Regions from separate parts of the Mus musculus genome. Here region 2 is linked to region 1. A link is a loop called in an ENCODE intact Hi-C map of the cell type or tissue named here. Cell type or tissue: heart. All regions are shown on one strand. Links, peaks and the distances in the headings refer to the core of each region. The heading gives the core; the rest is flanking DNA. Region 1 has its middle 46 kb from the start of Gm42017. Region 2 has its middle 12 kb from the start of Rbm19.

Region 1 (15,613 bases), core at 3,858-11,857:
GCCTCAGCTAGCATGAGAGCTGACTTTTAAAAGATACACACGTGAGCTGGGCAGTGGTGGCACTTGCTTTCAATCGTAGGAAGATCTCTGGGTTCAAGGCTAGCCTGGAGTTCCAGACAGTCAGGGCTACACAGAGAAATCCTGTCTTACCCACCCTCCCCTGGAATTACACACACGTGGAGCCAGTGAGCGGCTCAGTAGGTAGAGAGAACAAATTCTTGAAAATTGTCCTTTGACCTCTATGTGGGGGTGGGGATGCAGGGACACACACTCACACAATAATAAATAAATATAACACACACATGCACATTCATGTTATGCTCTTGTGCACAGGGGAGGGGTGTCCACTCAGCTGACCCCGACTGTGTGGTATTCAATTGCAGAAACACACCCTGACGTTCACCACTGCAGAGTGACATCACCTCTCTGTTATAACATCTTTACATGGGCGTGGGATAATGAGGTAGCCCCAAGCCACCTAATAACACTCTGGTTAGAGACAGGTAGGGTCAATATAGCCATGAAATTATGGTGGAGTCAAATATCTTACAAGATAACCAGGGGTAGAGGGTTGTTTTGGCTTACAGTTTCTGGAGATCTCAGTCTGTAACAGCACAGAAAGTGGCAGGCAGGATCACATCCTAAGACAGCTGGAGTATGTGGGGGACTTGGATCAAGTACCGCTGGCTGGAGAGCCGGAGAGTGGGGCCAGCCAGAACTCAACAGCTTCTCATTTTCTTCTCAATTCGATCCATCCTCCCCAGCCAAAAGGCGAAACCAACTTGCTTTGTTGTGTTTTGTGTTTTGAGACTGGGCTTCTCTGTGTAGCCCCAATTATCCTGCGGCTGACTAGCTCTGTAGACCAGGCTGGCCTCAAACTCATAGAGACGGGCCTGCCTCTGCCTCCCAAGTGCTGGGGTTATAGTGTGCACCACCACTGCCCAGTCTGGTGATACCAACTCGTGCTGTGCTAATTTTTATCATCAACTTGATACAACAAAGGGAACCTCAGCTGAGGAATTGCCTCCATCAGACTAGCCTGTGGGTCTATCTGTTAGGAACTGCCTTAATTGATGACTGATGTCGGAGCCCAGCCCACTGTGGGTGGGACCAAGCCTGAGTGGATATAAGAAAGCAGGCTGAGTGTGGACCAGAGAGCAAGCCAGTAAACAGTGCTCCTCTGTGAAGTGGAAGTTTCTGGTTGTGTCATGGGATACAGATTCGTGTGATGTTTTGCTGAGGCAAGACCTTTGGGAGGACACAGGATGTTTGCAGGGAGGACTCCATGGACAATGACGGTATGCTTGCCCTTTGAAACGCTTTGAATAGCTTTGAAATGCTCTGCTGGTCGTCATTGAGAGAGGCACAGCAGAGAACTTCTCCTGACGTCCCAGCTGGTCCTGGTCACTCTTGCTGACTCGTGCCGATTTCTCGGAGGCCTGGTGGTTTCTGTTGGATCATGCTACCACTGCTGACACTACAGAACTGAACTGACAAATGGAGATTGGAATTGCCCCAATTACTTCTAAACAGGTCCACATCCCCTTGTCCGATTTACCATCTTTTCTCCCCTACCTTTGGTCGGTGGGCTAGAAGGGGGTTGAAGCACTTAAGAACCCTTATTAAAAGTAGGTTAAAAAAAATCTAAGCCACTGTGGATTTCTGTTTGTTTGTTTGAGACAGGGTTTCTCTGTGTAGACCTGGCTGTTCTGGAACTTGCTCTGTAGACCAGGCTGGCCTTGAACTCAGAGATCCACCTGCCTCTGCCTCCCAAGTATCAGAATTAAAGGAGTGCACCACTGCCATCAGGCCTTTTGTTTGCTTGTTTGTTTGAGACAGAGTTTTTCTGTATAACACTGACTGTTTTGGATCTTGCTCTGTAAACCAGGCTGGCCTTGAACTGCTTGCCTCTGCCTCCCCAGTGCTGGGATTAAAGGTGTGCACCACTATGCTTGGCCCTCTCTGGATTTTTTTTTAAAGATATATATTTATTTTTATTTTATGTGGGTGGGTCTTTCACCTGCATGTTTGTCTGTGCACCATGTGTGTGTCTGGTGCTCGAAGAAGTCAGGAGAGGGTGTCACTAGAACTGAGTTACAGACGGTTGTGAGCAACCAAGTCGGTGCTGGGACCCATACCCGAATCCTCTGGGAGAGCAGGCAAGTGCTCTCAACCTCTGGCTGATCCTCCAGGCTCGCTTTTTGGTCTCTGCTTCAAGCTTCTGCCCTGACTTGTGGGCTGTGACCTGTGAGCCACCGTGAGCCCTTTCCTCCCTCAAGTCATGGTGTTTATCACATGCAACAGAAGACAGAGAAGCTGGTAGCCACGTGGAGGGTGGGTCTCCCCCCCCTCCCCCTTAGCTAATCCTTTCTGTCCTCAGACATTCCTGGATGTGGGTCTCACTGTCTCCTAGGTGACTCTAACTCCTGCTAAGCTGTCCATGATTAACCACCACAGTAGCTGAGGCTGATGAAGGACATCACAGCTGCCACACAGCAAAGCTTGTGTTGAATTGATGCTGCATTAGTGTGTGTATTGATGCTGTATTGGAGTATGCATTGATACTGTATTGATGCTGTATTGGTGTGTGTATTGATGCTGTATTGGTGTGTGTATTGATGCTGTATTGGTGTGTGTATTGATACTATGTTAGTGCAGTTGAGCCCAATGCTGCAGACCCAATGTACAAAGGCACAAGAAAGAGTAGTGTACAGTGCTTTCTAATGGCAGCAAATGGTTTGTTTATTTTGTTACTGCTTTTGAGACTGGGTCTCCCTATCTACCCTAAGCTAACCTGGAACTTGCAATCCTCCTGCCTCAGCCTCCTGCATATCAGAATTGCCAGCATGCACTGTCAAGCCCTGTTATTTATTTATTTATTTATTTATTTATTTATTTATTTATTTATGTGTTTGTCTGTGTGTCTATGTGGGTGGCCATGTGCCGTGGTGCACATGTGGAAGTCAGAGGACACCTTTCAGAGATCTGTGAGGTCCTCCAACCACGTGGGGCCAGAGGATGTGACTCTGGTGTCAGGTGGTATCTTAGGGTTTTACTGCTGTGAACAGACACCATGACCAAGGCAAGTCTTATAAAAACAACATTTAATTGGGGCTGGCTTACAGGTTCAGAGGTTCAGTCCATTATCATCAAGGTGGGAGCATGGCAGTATCCAGGCAGGCATGGCGCAGGAGGAGCTGAGAGTTCTATGTCTTCATCCAAAGGCTTCTAGTGGAAGACTGACTTCCAGGCAACTAGGGATCTTTGGCCCACACCCACAGTGACACACCCATTCCAACCAGGTCACACCTATTGCAACAAGGCCACACCTCCAGATGGTGCCACTCCCTGGTCCAAGGATATACAAACCATCACAGGTGGCAAGTGCCTTTGTCTACTGAGCCACTCACTGGCTCTCTGTTTTATACTTTTTTATATATAAAAAAGTATTTATTTTATTTATATGAGTACACGATCACTCTCTTCAGACACACCAGAAGAGGGTATCAGATCTCACTACAGATGGTTGTGAGCCACCATGTGGTTGCTGGGAATTGAACTCAGGACCTGTGGAAGTGTAGTCAGTGCTCTTAACTGCTGAGACATCTCTCCAGTCCCCCTGGTTTTATACTTTTAATCATTGTTGTATTTAGTTATTTTAAAGGAGAAAGGACTTAGCTCACATTTTAAAAATATATTTGAGACTAGAGAGATAGCTAGTCAACTGACAGAGGATTGGTATCTTGGATATTGAAAATGAAGGACCTAGGTGTGGTGGTGCACACCATTTATCTCAACAACTGGAGCAAATGGGTGGATCTCTGAGAGTTCAAGGCCAGCCTGGTCTACTTAGCAAGTTCCAGGGCTTCACAGAGAAACCCTGTCTCATGAAAAAGAAAAGTATCTTATATATACATCTGAGAATGGTACAATGAAAATCATTATTTTATGCAATTAATACATACCAATAAATTGCTTTTATCTTATGCCTGTGGGAGCAGCTTGTGGTCTAGGAAGAAACTCACTTGCGTTTAGCACAGATGAAAATATAAAACCAGCATCGTTTGATCACTTACAAAAAGTCACTTTGGTATCAGCTAAGAGGAAAAATTTGTGTGGCTAAGTGATCCAATTATCAAAGTTAAGCAATGTCTCTATGACTGGACAGGAGTCAACATTTTAGAATGCTCTTAATATAAATAAAATGTGTGCACAACTTATTGCTATAAACACAACAGATCATACACCTCATTATATGTTAAATGAGCACAGCTTTGGTAATGCAGTCCTATTGCTCTTTAAAAACATAAAATATACGCACAGTTTGTTATTACAAATATGAGCTGATCTTATAGTTATGTCTAATGACTTAAATGTCAATTTAAAGTTAAGTGTTAAGTTAAATGAACCCTGCTTTGCATAAATATTTGGTAACAGATAACTTTATGAAAGTGACATAAAATAATTTAAATATAGGCATAATAAGATAGGTGTGTACCATTTAGTAGTTATAAAAAAGATGAAGGCTTAAGACATGTACAGCTTCAGTGTTCTGGCCTGTAGTTTGAAATTCTTATTGGTTGATTTTCATGAGGCTCTGCACACACGTATGTTTGTGTGTGTGTGTGTTGTGTATGTGGATATGTGTGTGTTTGTGTGTTGTGTATGTATATATGTGTGTAAGTATGTATGTGTGGATATATGTGTGTTGTGTGTATGTATGTTGTGTATTTTGTGTGTGGTATGTGTGTTTGTGCATATGTGTTGTGTTTAAGTGTGTATATGTGTGTGTTGTATGTGTTTTGTGTGTAGTATGTATTTGTATGTGTGTACACGGGTGTTGTGTGTCGTGAGTGAGTGTATTGTATGTGTGTTTGTATGTGTGTTATATATGTTGTATGCGTGTTGTGTGTGTTTTGTGTATGGTATGTGTGTGTATGTGTGGTATGTGTGCTTGTGTGTATTGAGTATGTAGTATGTGTTGTGTGTGTGCTGTGTGTTTGTGTTTGTATGTGTAATTGTGTGTGTGTTGTGTGTATGTATGTGTGCATGTGCATGCAAGCTTGAGTGTGCATGTGAGAAAGGTCAGTGAGGACTCTCATCTGGAGGTCAGGGGAGGACATTGCATTTTCTGCTCCATCACCCCTTGAGACAAGGTCTCTCACTGAGCCTGGTGGCTGGCAAGCACAGCTATCCTCCTGCCTCTGCCCCAGCAGCACGGTTGATGTGTGACCTTGGCATGTGTGTGTGTTTAAGTGTGTATGCATATGTGTTGTATTTAAGTGTGCATATATGTGGCAGAGTTTAGGTCTTCATACTCTTGCAGGTTGTGTTCCTATTCACTGCAGCATCTCTTCAGCCCTGATGCTCTGTATCCTAGTCTTTCTCTCAGAGCAGAATATTCAGACCAGCTACCGGCACTGAAGTGGGTGGCTTGGTATGTGTGTGTAGCATCATGTGCAAGTTGTTATGGCTGTTGTTTGGGGGGAAGCTCACTTCCAAGTTTTTTTTTTTAATCTATCTATCTATCTATCTATCTATCTATCTATCTATCTATCTATCTATCTATCTAATATATATATGTGTGTGTGTGTGTGTGTGTGTGTGTGTGTGTGTGTGTGTGTGTGTGTATATACATGAGTACACTAGCTGTCTTCAGACATACCAGAAGAGGGGGGCATCAGACCCCATTACAGATGGTTGCCAGTCACCATGTGATTGCTGGGAATTGAACTCAGGACCTCTGGAAGAGCAGTCAGTGCTCTTAACCGCTGAGCTGTCTCTCCAGCCCCTACTTTCAGTTTTTAACATCAGGAAGCACTTTGTTGTTGTTTTTAATGATGATGTTTTGTGTTGTTTGTTTGAGACAGTGTCTTATGTAGCCCAGGCTGGTCTTGAATCCACTATTTAGCCCAGGCAGCCCTTGACCTCTGCTTGTCCTGCTTCTGAACGCTGAGATCGTGGGAGTGCTCCACATCACCTAGTTATGGAAAACAGTTTTTGTTTTTGTTGTTGTTTTTTTAAAGTCATGAAAGTGGAATACTGGAGGCAGAAAAAGGTGCAATTAAGGATTGATGGGTGGAACACAGAGATGGAGGAGGGGGCCAGTAGAGCAGGGAGGGCAACCATAGCTGTAAGGAAACTATGGTCTGTACACTAATTCAAAGATCTATTCTTACTTTTCTCTATGTGTGAGTTCATGAGCTGGTATGCTTGTGCTTGTTTGTAAGTGCACTGTGTATGTGCAATGCCCTTAGAGGCCAGAAGAGGGCATCAGATCCCCTGGAACTTGAGTTACAGATGCTGGTGAGCTGCCATGTGGGCACTGGGAATCATGCACGGGTCTTCTTCAAGAGCACCCAGTGCCCTTAGCTGCTCAGCCATCTCCCTATGTTTGAGAGGTCGTGAACTAAGCACGTTTGTCTCCTCCCTCCCCCGTCACACACCAGTGCAGTTTCAAATGTCCAAGAACCAGCAACTTCCTCCTCTGTACTTTCTGAACATTTGGATGAGATTCCCCCAGATGGCAGCTCCTCTCTGCCCCAGGGAGTCGTAGCTGAAGGGAACCCAACAGGTTCAAGCAGTTTATTCTAAGAAAGGAGGGAGAGGGGGAGGGAGAGGGAGAGGGGGAGGGGGAGGGGGAGGGGAAGGGGAAGGGGGAGGGGGAGGGGGAGGGGGAGGGAGAGGGAGAGGGAGAGGGGGAGGGGGAGGGAGAGGGAGAGGGAGAGGGAGAGGGAGAGAGAGAGAGAAGAGTTACAGGAAGATACAGAGAAATACAGAGACAGAGATAGAGACAGACAGAAAGACACAGAAACACAGACAGACAGACAGACAGACAGACAGACAGACACATACACACACACACACACACACACACACAGAGAGAGAGAGAGAGAGAGAATACACATCCCATACTCCAGCACGTATGGAGGGCATTTGGCATTGGGTCCCACTGCAGTCTTGAAAGGCTGAGGGTACAGAACACAGGTCAAGAGGAGCCTACAGGGAGGACAACTGAACAACCCAGCAGGCAGCTGTCACCACCCATGGTTGGAGAAACTCTCTCTAGGGAGTGAAATGAAGGATGGAGAGGAATCAGGGGAGAAGGGATAGGAAAGGAGGAGGTGGGGGAGGGAATGAAAGGAAAAAAAATTCAGGCAGGAGCTTGGCTTAGTATATAACCCAGTCATCACCTCACAGCAGCTATGGCTGTCTGTCTGTCTGTCTGTCTTGAGCCAGATGGCTGTGAGCCACCCTGAGAGCGCTGGTAATCAAACCCTGGACCTCTGCAAGAGCAGCCCAGTGGCTCTCAACCTTCCTAACGCTGCAACCCTTTAATTCAGTTCCTCACGGTTTGGCACCTCCCCCCCCCCCCAACCATAAAACTATTTTTGTTGCTACTTTGTAACTGTAATTTTGCTACTGTTATAAATATTAATGTAAATATCTTTGGAGACAGAGGTTTGCCCAGGATGTAGTGACCACAGGTTGAGAACGGTTGTTAGCTGCTGAGCCATTGCTCAGCCCCTCGGTCATTTCCCTCTGGTATTGATTGGAATCCCCCCAGTGCCTGAGCATGTTGGGTTCTTTTCCAGTGTTTAATGGCCATTCCTATTTCTCCTTCTGAGAACCACCTGCTCAGTTCACTCACCCACTTGATTTTGGCATTTAATCTTTGGATTCCTTATAGACTCTAGATACCAATCCCCGTTCGATGAAGAGTTGGCAAAGATCTCCATTCCCTGCGCTGAGACTTCACTTCTGTTTTGGTTTCCTCTGCTGTGTAGATGCTGTCTACAAAATTAATAATCTCCCCTCCCCTTCCCTGCATCGTCTTACTCAATGCCACCAGTGCTGGTGTCCTAATTTCTGGCGATCCCATTGGTCTGTTCTTGGAGTTCTCTCCTGAGTTGTTGGGGTGCCTTTAGCAAGTCCTCGCTACTGAGGTATCTGAAACTAGCTGCCTCTCTGTTCCCTGGAGCTTTGGCGTGCCCACTGCTTAGGTTGCCTTTGGCCACTAGAGGGCACCAGAGACACACATTTTCAGTTCTCTGGGCCGTTACCTAGTTGTGATTTCTCTCTGCGCCCCAAGGCCTTGAAATGCTGTGTGTGTGTGTGTGTGTGTGTGTGTGTGTGTGTGTGTGTGTGTGTGTGTGTCTGTGTGTGTGTGTCTGTGTGTGTCTGTGTGTGTGTCTGTGTGTGTCTGTGTCTGTGTGTGTCTGTGTCTGTGTCTGTGTCTGTGTCTGTGTCTGTGTGTGTTACGTGTACTGAAATCAGAGGACAACTCTCAGGGGTTAGCTCACTCCTCCACCAAGTGGCCCTCAGGGAGTGAACTCAGGCCATCTGGCTTTGTGTGCCTTACCGACTGAGCCATTTCGCCAGCCCTTAAGCACAGGTCTCTTTGGCCTTCATTAGTTCTTTACAGTGATGTTTCTTTCCCCTGTGCCCTCAGCTCTCATGAATCAGATTTGCTAGTGAGTGACAATCTACTTTTTTTTTCCCTCTCCTCTGCTTCTGGGCCAGGTCCTCCTGTCCCGTCTGCCATCTCACTCCCGTGGATGGAAAACTAGTAGTGACAGTGTCCACTACTGTCAGTCCACGGCCAAATGGCAACAGCAGCAACAGGCAGGGTGCGTGTTCTTGATCTCCTCAAAGCAACTCCAAGCTCACGAAGCTAAGGCAGAAGGGCCATGCGTTTGAGGCCACCCTGGGCTCAATTGCAAGACCCCGTCTCCAATCAAAACTGAACAAACAGAAAAGCAACTTCAAGTCCCCAGGCCAAAACGAGAGGAGTGAAGAGTAATGAATTAGAAATTGTCCGTGCTGGACAAATCGCCGCCCACAAACCCAGAGACCTGCATCTTTCTGTAGGACACACACCACACCTGGCTTCACCAAGGGGGCAGAGGTGCTCACGGCCATTCACCCCATATCTCAGGCTCCAGCAGGATCTCTCTGAGCAGTCAAACTTTTCTTATTGAGCAGGCTGGGCCTTCAGACCCTGGCTTCAAAGAGAATTCTTCTCCTCAATGAGCAGAGGAGAGGAAGAAATCTGTCACTGGATTCTGGTTCTCCAGCTCCTGCCCTTAATTGAAAAGGTGCCCAGGACGCTCTCTGGTGCCCCACTCCCCTCCTAAAGAGAAGGCTCAGAAGGAGCCTGAGCCTGCATCTGGGCTGGTGAGCCCTGTCCGCAGCCCTTCCCCGTTCTGCAAAGCCCTCTGTCTGCTTCCTCCTGATCTCCTCATCCATCCTAAGGAGTCTTCACACCTCTGAGGGCCGGCGAGCCTTCCCGTTATCATCAAACCCAGGAGCCCAAGCGCTCTGGAAGGGGCATTCCGACTCCAAGTCGCCGATCTTCAGAACTCTCGGCCACGAGAGAAGGAAACGCCGCAGTAAAGATAAACGACTCTGGTTTTCATTCTGGCCCGACATCCATCTTGGCAAAAACTGAAACCAATTTCTAGGGATTAGAAGTGTGGAATAGGGGGCAGACAGCCATCCCTGGTGTGTGTGTGCACACGTGGGCGCGTTTGTGTGTGGTGTGTGTATGTGAGTGTGTGGGTGGTGTGTGTTTGTGTGTATGTGTGTTGCGTGTATGCATCTGTGTGTGTTGTGCGTATGTTTGTGTGTTGTGCATACGTGTATATGTGTGTGTATATGTGTGTGGTGTGTGTGTGTATATGTGATGTGTGTACGTGTGTGTGTTGTGAGTGAGTGTGTTGTATGTGTGCTTGTGAGTATGTGTATGTGTATTTGTGTGTATATATGTGTGTTGTATGTATATGTGCTTTGTGTGTAGTGTGTGCTGTGTATTGTGAGTATATGTATGTGTGTTTGTGTGTATGTATGTGTGTTGTAGTTGTATGTATGTGTACTGTGTGCACTGTGTATTGTGAATATATGTTGTATGTGTGCTTGTGTGTGTGAATGTGTGTTTGTGTGTATATATGTGTGTTGTGTGTTTGTATATATGTTTGTTATGTATTGTGAGTATATGTTCTGTGTGTTTATATGTGTAGTTGTATGTTTTGTGTGTTGTGCATGTTGTGAGTGTGTTGTATGTGTGCTTGTGTGTGTTTGTATTTGTGTTTGTGTGTGTGTGTGGTGTGTATGTATGTATGTTTTGTGTGTATGGTGTGTGTGTATGGTGTGTGCGTGTGTGTGCACGTGTGCGTGCGTGCCTGTGTGTTGGGGGCGTTGCCTAGATAAGATAATAAGTCTGTCCAGTTCTGTGGGAAGGAGCTGTACTAATGGTCTGTCACTGCTTTTCTTTTCCTCTGTATCTTTTTTTATAAAGAGACATTTCCGTTCTGCCTTTTTCTTCTTGCTTGAATGTTTATCCATCGAGAAGCTTGGTTATTGGAACCAGTGATAAAGTAACAAGTTCTTGGCTAGAAGGTTCTGAAAGTGCGATAGAAGCCCGGGCTGCCAGGCTGTATCTCAGGTTAGACAACACAGAAGAAGCATCACATATAATCCGAGGGCCTCGGCCCCACCCTCCTCTCTCGCCCGGGCCACTGTTTGGAAACCAATGAGTGTTGTGTCAATGCCGGTCTTTGGGACTGGTTCAAAGGCTCCCTCTGAGGCATGCTGGGATATGGGGTTGGTTCAAAGGCTCGCACTGATGCATGCTGGGATATGGGGTTGGTTCAAAGGCTCACACTGATGCATGTTGGGATGTGGGGTTGGTTCAAAGGCATGCGGGGATGCAGCGTGCCCCCACGGGATGCCTCCATCACATCTCTGCTGTGGGCTCTCTCTGAGGCAACACATCAAGGACAGAGTCCAGAGAAATTAAACGCTGCTCTGGTGCCTGGGGGGAGCATGGCTCTTCAAACAAAGCTACTCGGCTGCAGAGCCAAGCACATCTGCGTTGTTGATTGCTCTCTGCGTTGCTGACGGCTCTCTGGTGTTTCCTGGATGCATTCTCATGATTAAGTCTTCCGGGATAACGGGTCTCAGAGACCCAGAACCTGCCGCTAAGAACTTACTTTAAAAAAAGACAGATTCCCAGATATGGGAATTCCCTACGGACATGTTTAATATAAATTTAAAACTCGGTGCATATTTATCTGGTGCTGATGCTGAGAACCAAATACAAAGAGGTCCACAGATACCGTGGAAAGAGTGACAGAGGGGAGAATGTTGAAAACTACCTTCCCATGGTCAAGCAGATATTTGATGTACAATTAAAGATGGGCAAACAAAAGCTTAATGTAAATGGAGGCCAGGGATATCAGGTAGCTCACTTGGGGGCAGATACCTCATCATAGAGGTGCCTCAATGGAGAGAGCATAGGGTGTAATGATGGTGATGGTGGTGATAATGGTGATGATGGTGGTGGTGATGGTGATGATGGTGGTGGTAATTATGACAGTGAGGTCAGAGGTGATGTAGAGTAGACCCAGACTTTGAGGTCTTCTAGCATCTGACTCGGGGGTACATCCTGATGTTTCTACAAAGTGCATTGGAAGTAAGAGCTGTCTCATAGGAACACACGTGCACACACACAAGATGGTATGAAGTTCTAACGATTAATGTGTCGAGTTTACGGGTTGCTGTATGAAGTGGCCCATCGGGAGGCTCTGCGATTCAAACACTCATCCTGAATCTTGTCCCAAAGCTGTGTGACTAAGCCAGCCCAGTCAGTCGACAGGGTCTCGAGGGAGGGAGTGAGGATTAAAGAAAGAACAGACCACCAGACAACCATGACTCCACGTCTGCTTTTATATCATTCTAGGTACAAGGACTTTGGTCAGTCCTAAGCCATAAACAGGGACAAACAAGGCACAGAGGCCCCACGATTCCTGTATTCAGGGTCTTAGCAAGACCCATCAAGGTACAAAGAACTCACTCCTCAGATGTTTTCATCTTCCAAGTCCTAGCCCAATGTCAGAGTCCTAGAAGGTGTCACCAAGAGCTCCCCACAGCAGCGGTTGCTTTACCAGGGTCCCAGAGAAGCTTAGAGCCAGCCTTCCTGGAAACACAGGTATCTTAGAACTGGGGTCATTCTGGGCAGGTCTCTCATCCACTCCTGCTCTAGGGATGGAACCCTCGTGACAGCCAGACTGGAGCCCTCACTGGGCGTTTGTCCTCCCCATAGCTGTATAGACTCCAGCCCTTTACACTTCTATGTGTTCAACTGAAACCGACTTTCCCAGTGCTGTCTTTTGTATCTTAACTGTCCCCCACAGGCCATTGTGCTAAAGACCACATCTCAGGGTTGATGGGAGAGGTGGGGAATCTAAGAGGGTTTCAGGTCATTCAGGGTGAACCCTTAAGCGGGAGGCTGGGATCGCAGTCTGTTTCCTTTTATTTTGTTTTTTTTTTTTCTTTTTCTTTTTTCTTTTAAATTTGTATTCCCATTAGGAAGTGATAGGTTTTGCTCTACTAACTGCTCCCTGTCATGTCCTGCCTGGCTATAAGTCCATAAATGTCGGGACCAACCAGCCATGGCCTGGGATCACTATGAGTCACACGAACCTTTTTATAGTTAAGTTGATTGTCTCAAGTATGTATTAAAGTAACAGAAAAACTGACCCCCCAAAAATGCCTGAAAAATGCCTGTCAACAAACATTGTCCTCTTTCTCTTACACACACACACACACACACACACACACACACACGGCTCACTACACGTGGAAAGATGGAAGTCTCCTGATCTCAGTGGCAAAGCTGCTTCTCTTCCTGTCCCCTTAACTGTCACAACTTGGCCGTGTGTGTGTGTGTGTGTGTGTGTGTGTGTGTGTGTGTGTGTGTGTGTGTCTAACCATGAACCCAGGGCTGTTTCCCTCCAACAGAGCCTCGCTTGGTTCAGATCCTCCTAAGAAGGCTGCTCTCTTCAAGTGTGTGATTTGGGCTGTAACCATACAGCACACAACTCTCCACACAATTGAATTCTGACATTTTCTTTGCTCAAAGAGAAAACTTTTGGGGTTGGGTGTGCAGCTCAGTTAGTTGGGAGAGTGTTTGCCCGGCACACGGGAATAAGCTCCGGGCTCAATCTCTCTGTAAGGTAGAGGCAGGAAGATCAAGGTCATCCTGCTACATTGTGAGTTCAAGGCCAGCCTGAGCTACAGTGAAAAAGCCCTATATCTGTAGGGTCTTCACATCTCCTTTTTCTTCCAGGCCTAATCAACTGTAAATCTACTTCCTGTCACTTAGCTTTTTCCTGTCATTTATCTACTTCCTGTTTCCTTTCTACTTCCTGTCACTTATCCACTCCGTCATTTATCTACTTCCTGTCACTTTGGTCTTCCTATTTTCCTATTATCTTTTTTTTTAAAGGTTTATTTATTATTTTACATAAGTACACCATAGCTTTCTTCAGACACACCAGAAGAGGGCGTCAGATCTCATTACGGATGGTTGTGAGCCAAGAGCAGTCGGTGCTCTTAACCGCTGAGTCATCTCTCCAGCCCCCTATTTTCCACATCTTAAGTGCAAACATCAACTATGTCAACCTTTCAAGGTTAAGCTCCCTTCCTTTTCATGGCTGAATAATATTCCACTTTTACTAACTATTCTTCTATGGGTGAGCATTTGGGTCGCATCTCTTTTGTTTTTGTTTGTTTGTTTGTTTGCTTTGTTTGTTTGTTTGTTTGTTTTTTCTTCCAGCACTGGAGACAGAATCCATGGTTGTGCTATGTGGCTCTAGGCAAGTGATTGCTTTCCCCAGATCTCCCCAGATCTTATGTTCACACTGTTTATTGCCCATGGATGCCAGTAAGCTACATGCATGCTGTCCTGGTTACTCTGCTTCTCCAGTCCATGTTGGAGAGACAGCTCAGTGGATAAAAGCAATAGCTGTTCCTGCAGAAGACCCGCGTTCCGTTCCCAACACCCGCATGGCCATTCACAATTATCTATTAACTCCAGTTCCAGGAGACCCGACGCCCTCTTCTGGCCTCTTCAGGTACTGCATGCACTGTGCCTACCAGGTTCTTGGCCCACGGGCTTCTGGGAATTTTTCTGTTCAAGAATGCGCACCCACTCGTCTTTTTTTGGAAGTGCTGGGAATACAGAGGCCAGCTCCCATGCTTTCCCGAGTTCTGAGGAGTCACACTCAAGTCCTTATATTTACAGGGCAGGCTCAAGTTTAGAAAACACTTCCAGGGCCAAGGGTTAGACTTGTCTTTCGTGGAAGTTTGGTGTCAAGGGTCCTTGGCATCCAGTGAAGGTCAGGAGAGCACAAACTTCCAACCTCTCTCTAGGCAGCACATCCCCCAGTCCACTTTGCAAAACTCACCAAATATCAGAGCAGTCCATTCGCTGCTAGTACTTCCCCATAGCTCTTTGCTTTAAGGTTTAAACCAGAAGGGATAGCTAGCACACACTCAAAGACACTTCCCCAGCTGTCTTGGGGTGGGGGTCGGGAGTTCGAGACAGGGTTTCTCTGTGCCCTGCCTGTCCTGGAACTCACTCTGTAGACCAGGTTGGCCTACGGAATTTAGATTTGCCGGCCTCTGCTGGGATTAAAGGCGTGTACCACCAGCTGTCTTTTTCCTCAGGGTCGAAGGGTTGCTGTATGAAGGAAGGCAGTGTGTGGGCAGAGATGTCTCAGTACTTTGCTCCTGTCTTCCTTTTCCCCTCTGTGCAGACAGGAAACATCTCTCAGTATTGGCTGGTGACTAAAATGCTTTTTGTTGTTGTTTGTTTTGGTTTTTTGAGACAGGGTTTCTCTGTAGCCCTGGCTGTCCTGGAACTCACTCTGTAGACCAGGCTGGCCTCGAACTCAGAAATCCACCTACCTCTGCCTCCCAAGTGCTGAAATTAAAGGTGCGCGCCACCACTACCCGGCCTGGTGACAGCAACGTTAGAAGCGTCCCTTGCCACACTTTGAAACTCAGCTGCCAGGGAGCTGCTCTCTGCGCTGCCCACTTTCTTCTGCTTCTCTTGGATCTTCTCCTCTTTCCCCTTTGCTCCGAATCATTCAAGCGCTTTCTCTGCCTTTGCATTTTCATCCACTCTTCAGGAGACGGGCTTTCCCCGCTTCCCCGTTCTTTACTGAGAAGCAGAGCGAACCCTGAGCAAGGAAACGGACCTGGGCTGAGGGCTTCGAGTCGTTTGTTTACCCACAAGAGTTTTCTCTTTTCAGCCAAGTTCAGCTTGGAAGCAAAATTAGGGATCCTCTGGTCACTGGCTTAAGGGGAATGGGGGGGGGGTTCTGTTCTGAAACAGTGATATGTACAGACCCCGATTGTGTCTTTGCTATCCAGAATTCTTCCCTCTCACCCACCCCGAGAAAGCCAGCGGCCCTTAAGGGAACTAGAGGAATTCTCCATCTCGAAGCTGTGGTCCCAGCAGGCTGGGAGTTAATGCTGAACTCCGGCACCTCTCTCTCCCTCCCCATTCAAAAGCAGTCGCCTCGCGGGATGCTATGATTTTTTATTTGGTTTTCTTGGTCTGTTTGTCTAACCCGTTTATCTTGCCTGCTTTAAATTAGCTCCTAGATGTGCGCATTAAAGGTGATTAGAAGACTCGGGGACGGCCCCTGTCATTAGTTAATGCTTCGGAGAGCATGTCGCCTGCAGCTCAAGGGGGCGCGGGCTCCTCGGGCTATATATCACTGGTGGCCTGCAGGCCTGCCCAGGCTCTGCGCTTCCCTTCTCG
Region 2 (15,613 bases), core at 3,664-11,663, 360 kb after region 1:
ACACACAGCAGTATACACACATATACCTGTATACACACATACCTGCACACATACATACACATACATACACCTGTAGAAACACCTGTATATACCTGTACACGCTCACACAGACACACATACCGTGCACACAAACATGTTCACACATACCTGTACATGCATATGCACACACCTATACGCACACATGTGTGTACACACTTTACACACATATGCACACACTTGTACACTCGTGTGTGCACACCTGTACACATGCATGTGCATGCACACCTGTACACACATGTACACATACATACCTGTACACATACACATGTGTGCACACACCTTACACACACACACACACACCTGTAAACACACATACAAAATAAAACTCTCTGCTGCTAGTGGTGACACTGCAGTCTCCTAGGTATAGGAAACTAAGGCAGGATTCTTGGATGATGCCAAAACACCCAGGGCTTTATTTTGGACCCCTGGCTCCTGGCCACACTCTCCATTTGGGGCCACGGTAAAGGCCAGTAAGCTTCATCCTTGTGTGACCTTCATCAGCAGAACTCAGTTTCTCCATCTCTCTAGGGGAAAGAAGTGTCTGTCTCCTGTTTATGAAGTCCTGTTCTGGATCTTCCCTTTACAGCTGGGGAAAACGAAGGATCATCCCAGGCTCTGCCAATCATTCCCGGAAGGAAAACAGCAATACCTCATAGCATCAGCAGAGAGCGCTGCTCTGAGTACCTTATGCGTGTCTTAGTTCATGTTCCCACATCATTCATCCCCATTTTACAGAGAAGGAAACTGAGGGATGGAGCTTTGAGGTCACAGAAGCAGTTGGGTGGTTTATTCCAGCACCCCCTCCTCATTTCACCCCAAGTTTCTACCCTTGCCCTCTCCTTCCCCTCCCCCACCACACATTCAGCCAGGCTGGTTCCTTGCCAAGTCTCAGCTGTCACAGCGTTCCCATCTTTGATCACTAGTCAGCCCAGATGTTGAGCTGATCAAAGGCAGCTGTTGCCTAGACCCTCCCCAGAGCGGGTGGGACAGACACGTGACAGAAGTGGAACCTGGCTGGGCGGGGTTCCGTGGGGCCTTCCCCATCCATCACCGGGTACCTAGAAGGAAGGTCACTGGTTCGAGAAGCGTAGGGGTGGCTGGCGCTAAATGCAGGGGTCTGACTCAAAAGGAATCATGAAATAAGAACTCAGAGTGGAAACGGGCTCCCAGGGCCCTAGCCGGTGGCCACGATTCCCTCTCAAGCCGGCCTCTGGGGTCTGTCTCCATCCATCTTTCATTGTAGGTGTTCAAGAGCTGCGATTTCTACTAATAATTAAACAGAATGAGCCTTGTGCACTGGGGAAACTGAGACAGGAGGACAGTGAGTTCAAAGCCAGCTCTGGCTACATGGTAAGACAGAGTTTCTCATGGGGATGCTTAGCGCACTCACAGAACACTGACCAAGTACATGCAAGGCCTGGGGGTTGATCCTCAGCACAGGAAAGGGGCTGAGCCTGAGCAGGAAGAAGGAAACACTTCTCCATCTCCTTTGCTGATTCAGTGCAGTTATGGGCATTTTTAGAAACAAGGGTACCTTTTGACAGCAAGATAGTGTAGCAGCTAAAGGGGTTTACCACCAAGCCTGAGGAATCCCAGAATCCACAGGGTAGGAGAGATTGAACATCAGCGGTTCTCTGGCTTCTATGCATGAATGTGGCAAATGCCCACACAACCACAGAAATACATACATACATACATACATACATACACATACATACATACATACATACATACATACATACAAAAGATGGTTTTCTCTATTTGGAAAAATTAATATATTGCTTTGTAAGTTCTTCTTTATTTTTATGTATATGAGTGTTTTGCCTGTATGTATGTCTGTGTACCACATGCATGCCTACTGCCTGAGGGAACCAGAAGAGAGTGTTGGGTCCCCTGGAACTGGAGTTACAGATGGTTGCAAGCCTCTGTGTGGGTGCTGGGAATCGAGCTTACGTTGTCTGCAAAGCATCCAGTGAGCATAACCACTGAGCCATCTTCTCTGGCCTTAACATTGTTTTTATTTTTTAAAAATTCTTAAAACAGGAGCCAAATATTAATGTACATAGCCAGATAAAACTTTCTCAAAGACTTAAACTATTTAAGTAGAGAAAGGGGTGCTGGTATTGCAACCTGGTTATAAAGTGCCTCCCCAAACCTCATGTGTTAGGGGCTTGGTCCCCAGCTGCTGACACTATTTTGGAAGATTTAGGGAGTCTTTAGGAGGTGAGTCTGTAGATCACTGGGAATGAGTCCTTGGAGGAATCTTGTCACACTGGCACATACACAACACACATACCAACATACATACACTCACATACAATATGCACATAGTACACCATATACATACATACATACATACATACATACATACATACACACAGCACACAGGACATACACACACAACACACAGACACACACTAAGATAAAGACAGATACACACACACAGAGAGAAAGATACAGACAGATACACACACAAAGAGATACAGACAGATACACAGAAAGAGTCAGGGAGAGAGATACAGATACTCAGAGAGATACAGACAGATTGACATACACAGACACACACACATGCATGCACAGAGATACAGACAGATACACAGAGAGAGAGAGAGAGAGAGAGAGAGAGAGAGAGAGATACAGACAGAGACAGACAGAGACACAGGGAGAGAGAGACAGATTCACAGCATTACAGACACACAGAGAGAGAGAGATACAGACAGAGACAGACAGACAGAGACACAGGGAGAGAGACAGATTCACAGTGTTACACACACACACACACACAGAGAGAGAGAGAGAGAGAGAGATACAAACAGAGACAGGGAGAGAGAGACACAGATTCACAGCATTACAGACACACACACACACACAGAGACAGAGAGAGAGAGACAGAGAGAGAGAGAGAGAGATACAAACAGAGACACAGAGAGAGAGAGACACAGATTCACAGCATTACAGACACACACACACACAGGAACCTCTCTGCCACGCCCCCTTCCCTGCTTCCTCTCCAGCACAGAGCTTCATTCCTTCCTTCCCACATTCCCACCATCATGAGCCTCTGACCCCAAGGGCCCAGGGATTTCAAGAGCTATATTTGTTGAACATGGACATTATTAAGAATTAAATGAAACACTGGTCATGGTGGCACACATTTGCCATCCTGGCACTTGGCAGGTGGAGGAAGAAGAATCATCATCTCTCCAGACCCCCTCCCCTCCCAGGAATTGTCCCCCTCAAGGATCCACTGCGGTTCTTGGAGGATCTCTGAACTACATCTTCCTTCAACATCTTCCTTCGCCCTCGACTTGAACCACAGCAAGAACACCACACTGTTTACCCATGCCTGTCTCGGCCACATAAATCAAACGAGGAGCCAGTGGGATGGCTCTAGGTAAAGGTGCTTTCTGTCAAGACTAATAACTGGGGTTCAGACCCTGGAACCCATGTGATGTCAGGAGAGACCTGGCTTCTGGAGATTTGGTACAGAGGTTAACCATACTTGTTCCAAACTAATAAGAACCAGGGTTTGGATCCCAGCTCCCACGTAACCAGGCAGCTGTACTGTGCATGCCTATAACACCTGCCCCAAGAGGGATGGAGACAGGAGGATAGCTGGGACTTGCTGACCTTCAGTCTAGCTGAAAAGATTCAGAGAGACACTATCTCAAAGGAATAGATAGCCATAGAGGAAGACACTCAAAACCATCTTGTATGCACACACACCACACACACACACAACAGCATACATTTACACACAAGTAAATTAGTTTGTTTGTTTGTTTGTTTGTTTGTTTTAATCAAATAGGGAGCTTGGCATGGTGGTGCACGCCTTTAATCCCAGCACTTGGGAGGCAGAGACAGGTGGATCTCTGTGAGTTTGAGGCCAGCCTGGTCTACAGAGTGAGTTCCAGGATAACTAGAGGCTACACAGAAAAACCTTGTCTTGAAAACAGCAACAGTGAGGGTCGGGAATGTAGGGATTTGGGATAGGTGGTGGGGATTTCAGTGTGAAGTAACACGGTACTTTTAGACTGATGGTGTTTCTCTGAGCGTGTCTTATGCATTCTGGGCTGGAGCTAGGGATGCAATCCAGGACTTCGTGCATGACATAAGGCAAGCCCTCGGCCAAACGAGCCCCCAGCCCAGGATTTTCTATACAGACTCGGCCTCCTGGGCACTGGGATTATTGTAGGTCTAGGCCTCCATGCCCAGCTTATGACTTTATATTTGTAAACCAGGTTGTCTGCAGAGCTGGAGACAACTTCCTCTTCCTCCAGCAGTTGTCATCACCTGCTGACTTTGTTCCTATGGCCCTGGCCAAGGCCCCAGCATCACATAAACCCAGGAGTGCTGGGAATGGAAAATCAAAGAGATCTATAGCCCCTGGGTGCCCAGGAAAGCTGAGGCAGGAGGACTGAGATGCTTAGGACAGCCTGCTTTTGTTGTTGTTGTTGTTGTTGTTGTTGTTGTTGCTGTTGTTGTTGTTGAAGAAAAAGGGACTGGCAAGATGGCTCAGTGAGTAAAGGCAATTGCCGCCAAGCCTGGTGGCCTGAGTTTGATCCTCAGGACCCACATGGTGGAAGGAGAGAACCAGGGCTGGAGAGATAGCTCAGCAATTAAGAGCATTGGCTGCCCTTACAGAGGACCTTAGTTCAGCTCCTAGCACCCACGTAGAGGCTCATAATGGCCTGTAACTCTGTCCTAAGTGATCCGATGCCCTCTGCTGGCCACTGTGGGCACACACACACTCGTGTGTATGTGATGCTCTCTGCTGACCACAAACAACCTCTCTCTGTGTGTGTGTGTGTGTGTGTGTGTGTGTGTGTGTGTGTGTGTAATCATTTGTTTTGTATGCAGCAAGCTGACTTTCACTAGTTGTCTTCTGGTTTCCATGTGAGCATTCGGGCACACGCTCATGGGGTGGAGGAGCAGGAGAGAATGGAAAGAAGACTGGGGTGTAGCTCAGTTGCTATGGTTCCTGTCTAACACCAACAAGGCCAGATTTGGTCCCCAGGACCACATAAACTGGGTGAGCAAGCCTGGAATTAATCCCAGCATTCAAGTGGTGGAGAAAGAAGGATCAAGACGTTCAAAGACCGCTGGGCATTGGTGGCGCACGCCTTTAATCCCAGCACTTGGGAGGCAGAGGCAGGCAGATTTCTGAGTTTGAGGCCAGCCTGGTCTACAGAGTGAGTTCCAGGACAGCTAGAGCTACACAGAGAAACCTTGTCTCGAAACAAACAAACAGGCAAACAAACAAAGAAGTTCAAGGACATACTTGGCTACATAACAAGATTGAAGCTAGCCTGGGCTACAGGAAGTTGGAAACTGGAAATCAAGACTGGGCAGGCCTGTGTTCCCCTCCCCGGAGTCCTGCTTTGGAAACACAAAGCTCTTTAGGGCATATCCAAAACTCTTAACAAGGCCAAGGTCTGGTGTAAGTGGACCCAAGTTTCACTGGGTGCAGGGTATCACTATATAGCCCAGGCTTGCCCAAAATGGCAACCCTCCTGCCTCATCCTCCCCAATGCTAGGATTAAAAAGTATGTACTGCCACAATGGTGTTTCAAACTGTCTTGGTCTGTCCGAATTCAAGAGTAGAGAGCAGAATCTAGCATGTCTGGCAACCAGCTCTGGGTCCTCAGCTCAGTTGTCACCAGGGGTGTGGCTTCCAGACACAACACATGAAGTGTCCCACTTAATTGGCACAGCCTGGTAACAGACAAGGGGGTTTTTTTTTTTTTCCCTGTGTGGAGGTTGACCTAGGGCTTATAGCCCGTACAGTTCACTCTCAGAATGGAAGTAGGAGAGACAGATTGGGCCATGGGAGGTGTCCCCACAGTGGCCAGCAGCTATGCCCTATGTTCTGAGAACTTCAAGCTCCTCACCCCTCCACCCCCAGCCCCCAGAGAGCCTGAGACCAAAGCAGGGTCCATCAATCACCAGGACTTTAAAGGCCCTCCGGCTTTTGTACGCTGTGTCCTCCCGATGTTTCTCTTAGCTACATGCTAACACCCGTCTGTTTGGAAGTCACAGCAAATACATCTTGGAGAGGGCTTTGATCCCTGGCAGCTGTGTACGTGTGAGGAGCCAGAGTCCCCGAGGCAGAGACAGCATGGGAAGGAGGTGAACTGGACTGGTCTCTCTCATGCCCTCTGGGCTTGGCACCCCAGCCTCGCCCTCGGGCTTACCCCAGCATGCTGCACTTGGAGGCACAGCCGAGCGCAAAAGGCCAAGTTTGGCCATGAGAAAAAGTCCTAAGTTCAAGACCTGATTCTGCTGCTTGCCAGCCATGTGATCTTAGACAAGCCCACTCAACGTCTCTGGGTGTGCCCAGCTTCAGGTGGATCCATTTCTATTCTGGGGGACATCCCCTTGGAGCCCAGCTACAGACTACAGGAATCCGTGGAGTCTGTACAGGAAGGGGCATCAAAGCTAAGTAGGGAACCGGCCTAGTCCCACTGTGCAGTACAAATTTTCCCCCATGTGCACACAGAAGCAATGAGCTCTGGTTTGAGGTTGTCTGTCTTGCGTTGGCTTCTGTCACACACAACCCAAGTCCATGAGGCTTAAAATGACAGCGTGCTTAGGCCTGGAAGCTCGTGGCCAAGGCAAAGGCAAGCTCAGTGCTGTGCGCCCCCTGGTGGCCGCAGAGAGGAACTGACCGCCACTGGGCTGTACGCCCTCTGGCGGCCTCAAGGAGGAACTGACGGCTGCAAGAAGGAACAGGCCTTCTTCTTGTGGGTCTCTAGCCTCTGAGCCCTGGGTCTTACAGGTGAGTCCTTGCAGTCGGTGCTCCGTTGACCTCTGTGTTCTCCTCTGTGACTCTGTCTTCTTAGAAAAACACCAAGTGATCATAGGCTCCAAACCGCATCCTGTCTGACCCCATTTTAACTTGACCCCCTCTACAGAGGCTATTTCCAAATAAGGTCACACATTACAGCTGTCAGAGTTAGCCCTCCAGTGCTTTACCGGGGGAAAACAGGGCTCAACAAACAGTCAGGGCAGGCGGTCCACTTTCCAAATGAGATGAGCGAGCTGAGGTTCAGAGAGATGGGGTGACTGACTCCCGCAAGGTCACAGGGCTAAGTAAATTTTGAACTCCAAAAGCCAACATCCTCTTCAGCCTCCCCGAACTCCCTGGGTCAGTCAGGCTGGGGGGTAGAGGAGACAGGCTTTCCTGCAGGGCTGGAATCCCTGGGAAACAGCTGAGAGTCAGGACATCTCCCCAGACCCCCACTTCGTGCATTCTCCTCTCTGGGGAGCTCAGAGGTCAGAGTCTGCCGCCCAAAGGCCTGAGAGCGCGCCAGTGGTTTGTCCCTTATTGACCTCAGAGTCTGGGACTCGACCCTAGAGATAGCTCAGAAACCCGAGGGCTCATCTGAGGCCCCCAGAGAGCAGATGGTGGTGTGCAGCCCGATGTCACCGCCTACCCAGCTTCCTCTCTGCTTTCGTTATCATTCCCCTGAGGCTGGCTCCACAAGGATTTGGCTAGAAGGATTCTGACAGGCGAGGTCATGAAGGGAGATGTGGTGGGTCGGGCTCCTGCCAGACGGAATCTGGCAAGGTCTTTTCTTCTGGGTCCAGCAGTCTTATCCACAGCATCTCCTCAACATCCGAGAACAGTTTACCCTGTGCTTCCTCTCCCATCCCCCACCCCTACCTCCTACCCCCATCCCCCATCCTTCACCCACATCCCCCATCCCTCAGTAGGCCATCACTTTCGGCTGGGATGAGACCACATCTCCAACTACTTTCATACTGTTTCTCAGTGGATTCTTTCCAGTCCCACCAGGTATCTGCCCAGAGTTTCCAGGTCTTTTATTTAGAGCCTGCTCTTCATATGCATGCTCCACTAGAACTGACCACGTTCTGGGTGCCAGGAGGAGCCTTCAGAATCCCAGAAACCACAGTGAGTCCCAGTCACTCTGTTCCCCCAAGTCCTCAAGCTGCTCCCTACCTGGGGATCCAGAACACATCTGAATTTCTTTTTCTTTTCTTTTCTTTCCTTTTCTTTCTTTCTTTTGTTGTTGTTGTTGTTGTTGTTTGTTTGTTTGTTGTTTCGAGACAGGGTTTCTCTGTGTAGCCCTGGCTGTCCTGGAACTCACTCTGTAGACCAGGCTGGCCTCGAACTCAGAAATCCGCCTGCCTCTGCCTCCCAAGTGCTGGGATTAAAGGCATGCGCCACCATGCCCAGGTCCTTATTTTTTTTTTTTTTTTTTTTTTTTTTAGCTCTTCTAATATATAAGTACACTGTAGCTGTCTTCAGACACACCACAAGAGGGTGTCAGATCTCATTACAGATGGTTGTGAGCAACCATGTGGTTGCTGGGATTTGAACTCAGGACCTCCAGAAGGGCAGTCAGTGCTCTTAACTGCTAAACCATCTCTCCAGCCCCACATCTGAATTTCTAAAGATGAAGAGTGACAAAGGCAACTTTCTACGGAAGCCACAAGACCTCGAGTGCTGTCCCTGCTCTGGGAGAGGAGGTTTAACCTGTACAGAGAGGTTAAGCATCTTTCCCGAGGTGACACAGCTTGGGAGGTCGGAGATAAGGTTGCCACCTATGGTGGCAACCACTTCCTGGCTTCTATCCTTTCTTCTGACTTATGACTGGCCTCCTGTTGCTGCTGTGGTCCACTACATGGTAATCAATTACTCCTGCTTGTGAGGCATGTGGAGAGAGTGAGGATGGCTGGGAGGTTCCTCAAGGGTGGAGCTCCTGACTCAGGGACACTGTGACCCAGCTTTCCCAAGCTCAGGATTGAGGCTTGCAACCAGAGATGTGAACCCCACACACCCCCATCAGAAAAGGCACTTTTGGGAACACATCCTCAAAGCCCCAATGTCAAGCCCACAGGGATGAACTTTGTGGTGTTGAAGGGTAAAAATTTCCCTGAACCCTGGAGATGCCCTCAAAGCCGAGGAGCCTCTGCTGGCTGCATAGGTGGGCTGGACACTCTTACGTCCCGCACAACTCCAGCCCAGCTCTGTGTCCAGAGGGTGAGCAGAAATGAGCCCCACATGCGTGCATACACAGGGGCTCCCTAGCCCCTCTTTCTCCTTCCTGATTACATCAGCCAATGGGAAGGCTGACAGGCGCTCACAGATGGAATAGCAGACAGGCGGGCCCCTCCCTCTGGGTCTCTGTCCACCAGTCCCTGCCGAGGGGGATCTTGAAACCCTTCCATTCCATGCTTCTGACCAATCTACACAAGCAAATTGAAGCAATACAAATGTTCCCCTCGCCAGGCAGTGGTGGTGCACGCCTTTAATCCCAGAACTTGGGAGGCAGAGGCAGGCAGATCTCTGAGTTCGAGGCCAGTCTGGTCTACAGAGTGAGTTCCAGGACAGCCAGGGCTACACAGAGAAACCCTGTCTCAAAAGAGCAAAAAAGCAAAACCGAAAGCAACAACAAAAATGAGTAAATGTTCCCCTCACTCTCAGCTCTTAAACACGGAGCCCCAAATTAGTTTCTCTGGGTGAAAACTGGGGTCAGAAGAACCAGGGTACTCCTAGAGCCCAGTGGATCTCACAACCTTCCTAACGCTGCGACCCTTTAACTGGGTCCTCACGGTGTGGCGACTCCCAACCATAAAATTATCTTTGTTGCTGCTTCGTAACTGTAATTCTGCTGCCGTTGTGTATGGAAATGTAAATATCTGTGTTTCCTGATCATCTTAAGCGATCCCTGTGAAAGGGTTTTAGACCCCCCCCCCAAAAAAAAGAGGTCTCGACCCACAGGTGGAGAACCACTGCCCTAAATGGTCAAGGGAGAAGAAGTTGACCCTGGGTCTTCCATTTGTAGGACATTGTCAGTCTCCCTCGGCTTGTGGGCCCACGTCTTGCCATCTTGAAGTCTGACCCTGTCCTTGCATGGCCTCAATGCCTGTCATTCTTCTCTCTCTTAGGATAGAAGCAATGCCAAAAATGCCCATTGGGCCATTCCCGAAATGTTTCCCATCTTAAGGCCCATAACATTGTCACCACATCTGCAAGACTGCTTGCCCAGGGGAACTGAAGAGCCACTTCTTGGCCTACTACGGACTGACTACACATTCAAAGTCCACGTTCCCAGGATCTCCTGGTGTTTCTTTGCCACTCTCACACCTCCGGGGTCCTCCCTGCCTGGGACCCTGACAAATCCTGCCATCCCCAGATGGGTGGCTCTCTGGCTTCCTTCAGTTACTCAGTATTCAAATCTGTTCGTGTTTGCAGAGATACTTACCAGCCAACTGTAACCAAGCGTGCCCTGTGCTGGTCTGGATAAGAATCTTAAGGGGCCAAAGAAAGCCAGGGTTGTTAGCGCTGATCCACGGTCCTCTCCTTCCCCCTGCTGGCAGTGTTGTGGAATTGCAGGCCGCTTTCCTAACAGCCTTGGGAGGACTCAAGGGGTGCTGTTGGGAGTGGGGTGGGGGAGCTAGAGGGATGGGGGCCGGCTGTTAGCAAAGGAGACTGAGTCCCAGTAGCCGGTGCTACAGGAAGCTTCTGGCGCCGAACCCACATCATAGTGAGTGAGACTCTGCGCTACATCCCTGACAGATACTACTGGCTGGGCAAACTCAGATACGCCCACACCTCTGTGCTCCCATATGTCCTCCATAATTACAGACATATCCCTCAGTTCTTGTGAGGTTGGGAAGAGCTGGTTTCTACAGCGCAACATAGTTTTGTTGTTCCTGCTGTTGGCACTGTGAGGACTGGTGTGAATTTATTCTTTTGAACTCTCAGGGGTACACAGGTGTGTATGATGAGTCCTGTTTTACAAAGGAGGCATGAGGATTTCAGAGAGGGTAACTGACTTACCCACAGTCACACAGCAGGAAGTATCAGACATGGAATCTAGTCCCCAGTCCAAGTCTCTCTGCTCTTCTCCGGGTGAGCATTGGGTATGGGGAAGGTGAAATGAAATTGTTGTAAAAGAGATGTTCATTGGAAATTTAAATGACAGCTGTGCTATAGAAATTATTTAATCTCAATCAGGGGCTCCTACCCCGCCTTTGATCACTCGGTTCCTGGATGAAAGACACACAACTTATTATTATTAATAATTATTAATTATTATTATTATTATAAGACTTAATCAGCACTAGAGCTGGGCAGGTATCTATCCTCTATGTCTACATCCCTGACAATCATGCCACAGTATAACTTGCCATGCTCCATCTGGACTGCTTTTAACTCCAATTGGCCAGTCCTCATGGCCATGATTTCAAGATTTTATATATATACACATATATACATATACACATACATACATATATATATAAACATATATATAAATTTTTAAAAGGTTTATTTATTTATGTAGCTGTCTTCAGGAGAGGGCATCAGATCCCATTCCAAATGGTTGTGAGCCACCACGTGGTTGCTAGAATTTGAACTCAGGACCTCTGGAAGAGCAGTCAGTGCTCTTAACTGCAGAACCATCTCTCCAGCCCAATTTCAAGATTCTTACCCCACAACATCTTTTCTCTGCACCACCTTCTTTTTCTTCTTCTTCTTCTTCTTCTTCTTCTTCTTCTTCTTCTTCTTCTTCTTCTTCTTCTTCTTCTTCTTCTTCTTCTCCTCCTCCTCCTCCTCCTCCCCCTCCTCCTCCTCTCCTCCTCCTCCTCCTCCTCCTCCTCCTCGTTCTCCTCTTCCTCCTCTTCTCCTTCTGCCTTTTCTTCCTCCTCCTCCTTCTCTTCCTCTTCTTCTTCCTCCTCCTCCCCCCCTGTTTTCCTCAGACTCCAAGCCCAGAAACCCAGGCCCCACCTATCTCAATTCTGCCCAGCTATAGGCTGCAGCATCTTTACACACCAATAATTGGGGGGGGGTGGCAAGGACACATAGTGTCTCTTGGGTCTATGTGCAGAGTCTCTCCTCCTTGGGGACAACCAGATTTTGGGGGCCAGTAGTTAGCATTATAAAACATAGCAAAAGACCAAACCTCAACATATCTGTATCCTATGTAGGGGAGGTGGGACCCACACAGAGAAGGGAGGCTGTGTAGACCATAGAGTAATAGTTATGCAAACAGAAGGGCCTGAGTTTAGTCCTCGTTTAGTCCTGGAACCCATGGGGAAAGCTGAATGAGACCCTAATCTCAGCACTGGGGGTTGGAGACAGAAGGATTCCTGGAACTGTCTGTTGAGCCAGCCTTGCTGAATGGGTGGCCCTGGGTTCAGTGAGGGATGTTCCCTGTCCCAAAATAAAGCAGAGAGCGACATTTGGAGAAACACCGCCATTGACGGCTGACTTGTACACGTGTGTGTACTTGTGCATGCTCTCTCTCTCCTTCTCTCTCTCTCTCTCTCTCTCTCTCTCTCTCTCACACACACACACACACACACACACACATATGCTAAATAACTATTTAAAATAACATTAACCATCACACAGGGTCTCACCAGCACTACCAGGGTTCTTGGTGGTCCCATGCATTGGGACAAAAAGCATCAGCAGCAACAACAACAAACCACATAGGAAACACAGAGTTCGTTTGAAATTCCCTTCTGTCTTCTAGAGCAGTGGTTCTCAACCTTCCTAATGCTGCAACCCATTAATTCAGTGCCTCTTGTTGTGTTGACCTCCAGCCATAAAATTATTTTCATTGCTACTTCATAACTGCAATTTTGCTACTGTTATGAATTGCAGTGTAAATATCTGTGTTTTCCAGCCTCGAGTGACCCCCATGAAAGGGTCGTTGCACCCCAAAGAGTTGAGACCACAGGTTGAGAACCATTGTTCTAGACCCTTCTAGAATATCTCCTTGCTGCTTGCCTTTCCTTGGTTGGGAAGCCCACCCCCTCAGGGCTGGTTCTGGTGCTCAGGGTCCTGAATCCATCCCAGAACCACAGTGGCTGGAGCTGCAGGGACCACCCTGAGTTGTTGATGTTTTTAATTCCTGAGATGTCAGCGAAGCCAACCTGGGGGTCCTAGGTGCCCCCAAGTTTCAAATGCTAGAAGGAGAGGGAAAGGGGGGCCAAGAGGTAGGGAGCAAGGCAGGAGGGCAAGAAGGGCGCAATAAAGTTAAGGTGAGCAAGCTTATTAATGCACAGGAACAGAAGGCCATGAACGGAGTGGTTTTCTGGACATGTGGTAACCATATTTCGCAGCCCAGCTTGGGGACACGGGATTCATAAAGAGCATTCCGTTTTCTTTTAATGCCTTTAAAACACCTTTCTGAGTTGCAGCCGTCTCTGGGGGAGGCTATATTTAGTTGTGTGTTTTAATAACAGCAGTTCATGAAAAATAATAAAAATCAAAGTCTATGAATCTGGGACCCAGAGAAGCTGCCTGTACCTGCCCTTTGCTTAGAGGCTAAGAGTCACCCCAGAGTCACCCCAAGAAGGCTTAAGCTGGCCAATTCTGAGAGGGTCTTGGGTGTGGTCCCGTTCCTCATTTCCATTTATTAAGGACATCTTAGTACATCAAATGCAGAGTCAACAAAAGGCCCTGAGTATCCCCCCAAAATTGTAATAGGTATGTTTTAAATTAAAAAAAAAATTCTCATGTAATAACTGCATTTTCTTAATCCGGCACATGTGTGAGAGTGTGTGCGTGCATGGCATGCCTATGGAGTTCAGAGGATGATCGTCATGTGTGTCATCTTCCACCTAGTGTGAGATGAGGTCCCTTTGTTCTCCGTTGCTTCATTCCCAGTAACTCTCTCTTGTCCGTCTCCCTAGGGTTATTGGCACATACCACTGTGCCTAGTTATAGATGGAGTCAGGGGATTTGAACTCAGGTCTTCGAGTTTCTGCAGCAAGCCCCTCTGCCCCCTAAGCCCTATAGTTGCATCTATTTCCATAGCATGGCATTTTAATAGATGTGTGTAGAAGCAACACCTTCTGGTGGTCTAGTGGTTAAGATTCAACGCTATCAAGACGTGTGTGAAACATGTTCTAATCCCAGCTGGGTAGATTCACATGTCCAGGCCTGCTGCTTCCGGCTACTTTTGAACAAAACTGAGCACTCTTCTCAGAGACTGAGTCGCTCCCCAAACCGGAAAGATTCACTCTCTGCTCTTTAAGGAAAAGCTGATCAATCCGTATATCAATCTGTTTTCTTGTTCCGTGACTAAAGACCTGGTGGAGGCGACCTCAGATGGGCAGGCAGGAAGGGGTGTGTTTGACGCTTGGTCTGTGGGTGCAGTTCATCATGGTGGGGAAGCCATGGTGGCAGGAGCGCAAGACTGCTGGTCTCATCACACCGACAGCCAGGAAGCCGAGAGAGAGATAGATGCAGAGACCCAGCCCCTGGAATGATTCTTACCACATTCATGGTGGGCCTTCCAACCTCAATCAAATCTTTTTGACAGTTAACTCATAGGTGTGCCCCATGTGTGTGCGGCAGGTGATTCCAAATCCATCCAACCTGACAATTCCTTGCCTTTTGTCCCTTCCCGTGCCTTGGTGACAGCCTCCATAGTCATGACGGTGACTTTCATTGTGTGAATATCAGTATAGATATACCCACATGTGGTTAACACTGTCATTAGTTAAGAATAGCCAGTAACTTTGAAAAAACCAAATGATGACCATCCCATCTGGGAATTCATCCCATATTCAGTTACCAAACTCAGACACTTTAGTGGATACTAAGAAGTGCATGCTGAAAGGAGCCTGATATGGCTGTCTCCTGAGAGCCATATCTGTCTCCTGCCAGAACCTTACAAACACAGGGGTGGATGCTCACAGCCAACCATTGGACTGAACATGGGGTCCACAATAGAGGAGTTAGAGAAAGGACCAAAGGAGATGAAGGGGATTGCAACCCCACAAGAAGAACAACAATATCAACCAACCAGTCCCCCAGGAGCTCCCAGGGACTTGGCCATCAACAGAGGAGTACACATGGCTCCAGCTGCATATGTAGCAGAGGATGGCCTTGCCAGGCATCAGTCAGAGGAGAGGTCCTTGGTCCTATGAAGGCTCAATAGATGCCCCAGTGTAGGGGAACTGAGGGCAGGGAGGTGGGAGTGGGTGGGTGGGTGGAGGAACACCCTCATAGAAGTAGGGAGAGGGAGAATGGGATAGGGGGGCTTGGAGGGGGGGCAACCAGGAAAGGGGCTAACATTTGAAATGTAAATAAAGAAAATATCCAATAAAAAAACCCAAAATGACAACTCACTACTCAATATAAAAGATGTCTTCTTGGGGCTCAGTGGTTAAGAGCGCCTGCTGTTCTTGCAGGGGACCAAGTTTAGGTTCCCAGTACCCATGTCTGGTGACTTACACCTGTCAGTCACTCCAGGACACCCAATGTCCTCTTCTGCTCTCTGGGGACATGGCACTCCCATGCTTGTGCACAGACACACAAATAATAAATATAAATATTTATTTAAAAGATATTCTCTACCTGGGCACCACTTTTTCTCTCCCTTTCCCAGAAGCAGCAATTGCTGTCACCTCCCCATGGGCCAGGGACATCATCTTGGCTAAAGTAATTGTGTCATTGAGATTTTTATTGTTTGTTTGTTTTGAGACAGTTTCTTTGTGTAGCCCCTGGCTTTCCAGGAACTCATTTTGTAGACCAGACTGGCCTTGAACTCAGAGATCTGCCTGCCTCTGCCTCCCAAGTACTGGT

Evidence for each region. A loop is a pair of places that touch in the nucleus more often than their neighbours do. Peaks named below come from ENCODE experiments on the same cell type or tissue, not always from the same donor. Only the 100,000 strongest peaks of a DNase experiment are listed, where the experiment ranks them.
Region 2: a loop joins it to region 1, with 14 times the contacts of the local background. A loop is called at or near these places in 20 of 42 quality-filtered maps.

What each region holds. Positions count from the first base shown.
Region 1 is chr5:119,733,299-119,748,911 of GRCm38, forward strand. No RefSeq gene overlaps it. Among named protein-coding and RNA genes, the nearest start is that of Gm42017, 46 kb to the right of the region's middle. In heart, for the core only: CTCF peaks have their summits at 6,260 (motif pointing right) and 7,987 (motif pointing right); no DNase peak of the experiment used is centred there; H3K27ac peaks cover 690 bases; H3K27me3 peaks cover 1,433 bases.
Region 2 is chr5:120,096,255-120,111,867 of GRCm38, forward strand. No RefSeq gene overlaps it. Among named protein-coding and RNA genes, the nearest start is that of Rbm19, 12 kb to the right of the region's middle. In heart, for the core only: CTCF peaks have their summits at 4,750 (motif pointing left), 10,373 (motif pointing left) and 10,592; DNase peaks (open chromatin) are centred at 7,009 and 7,397; H3K27ac peaks cover 1,001 bases.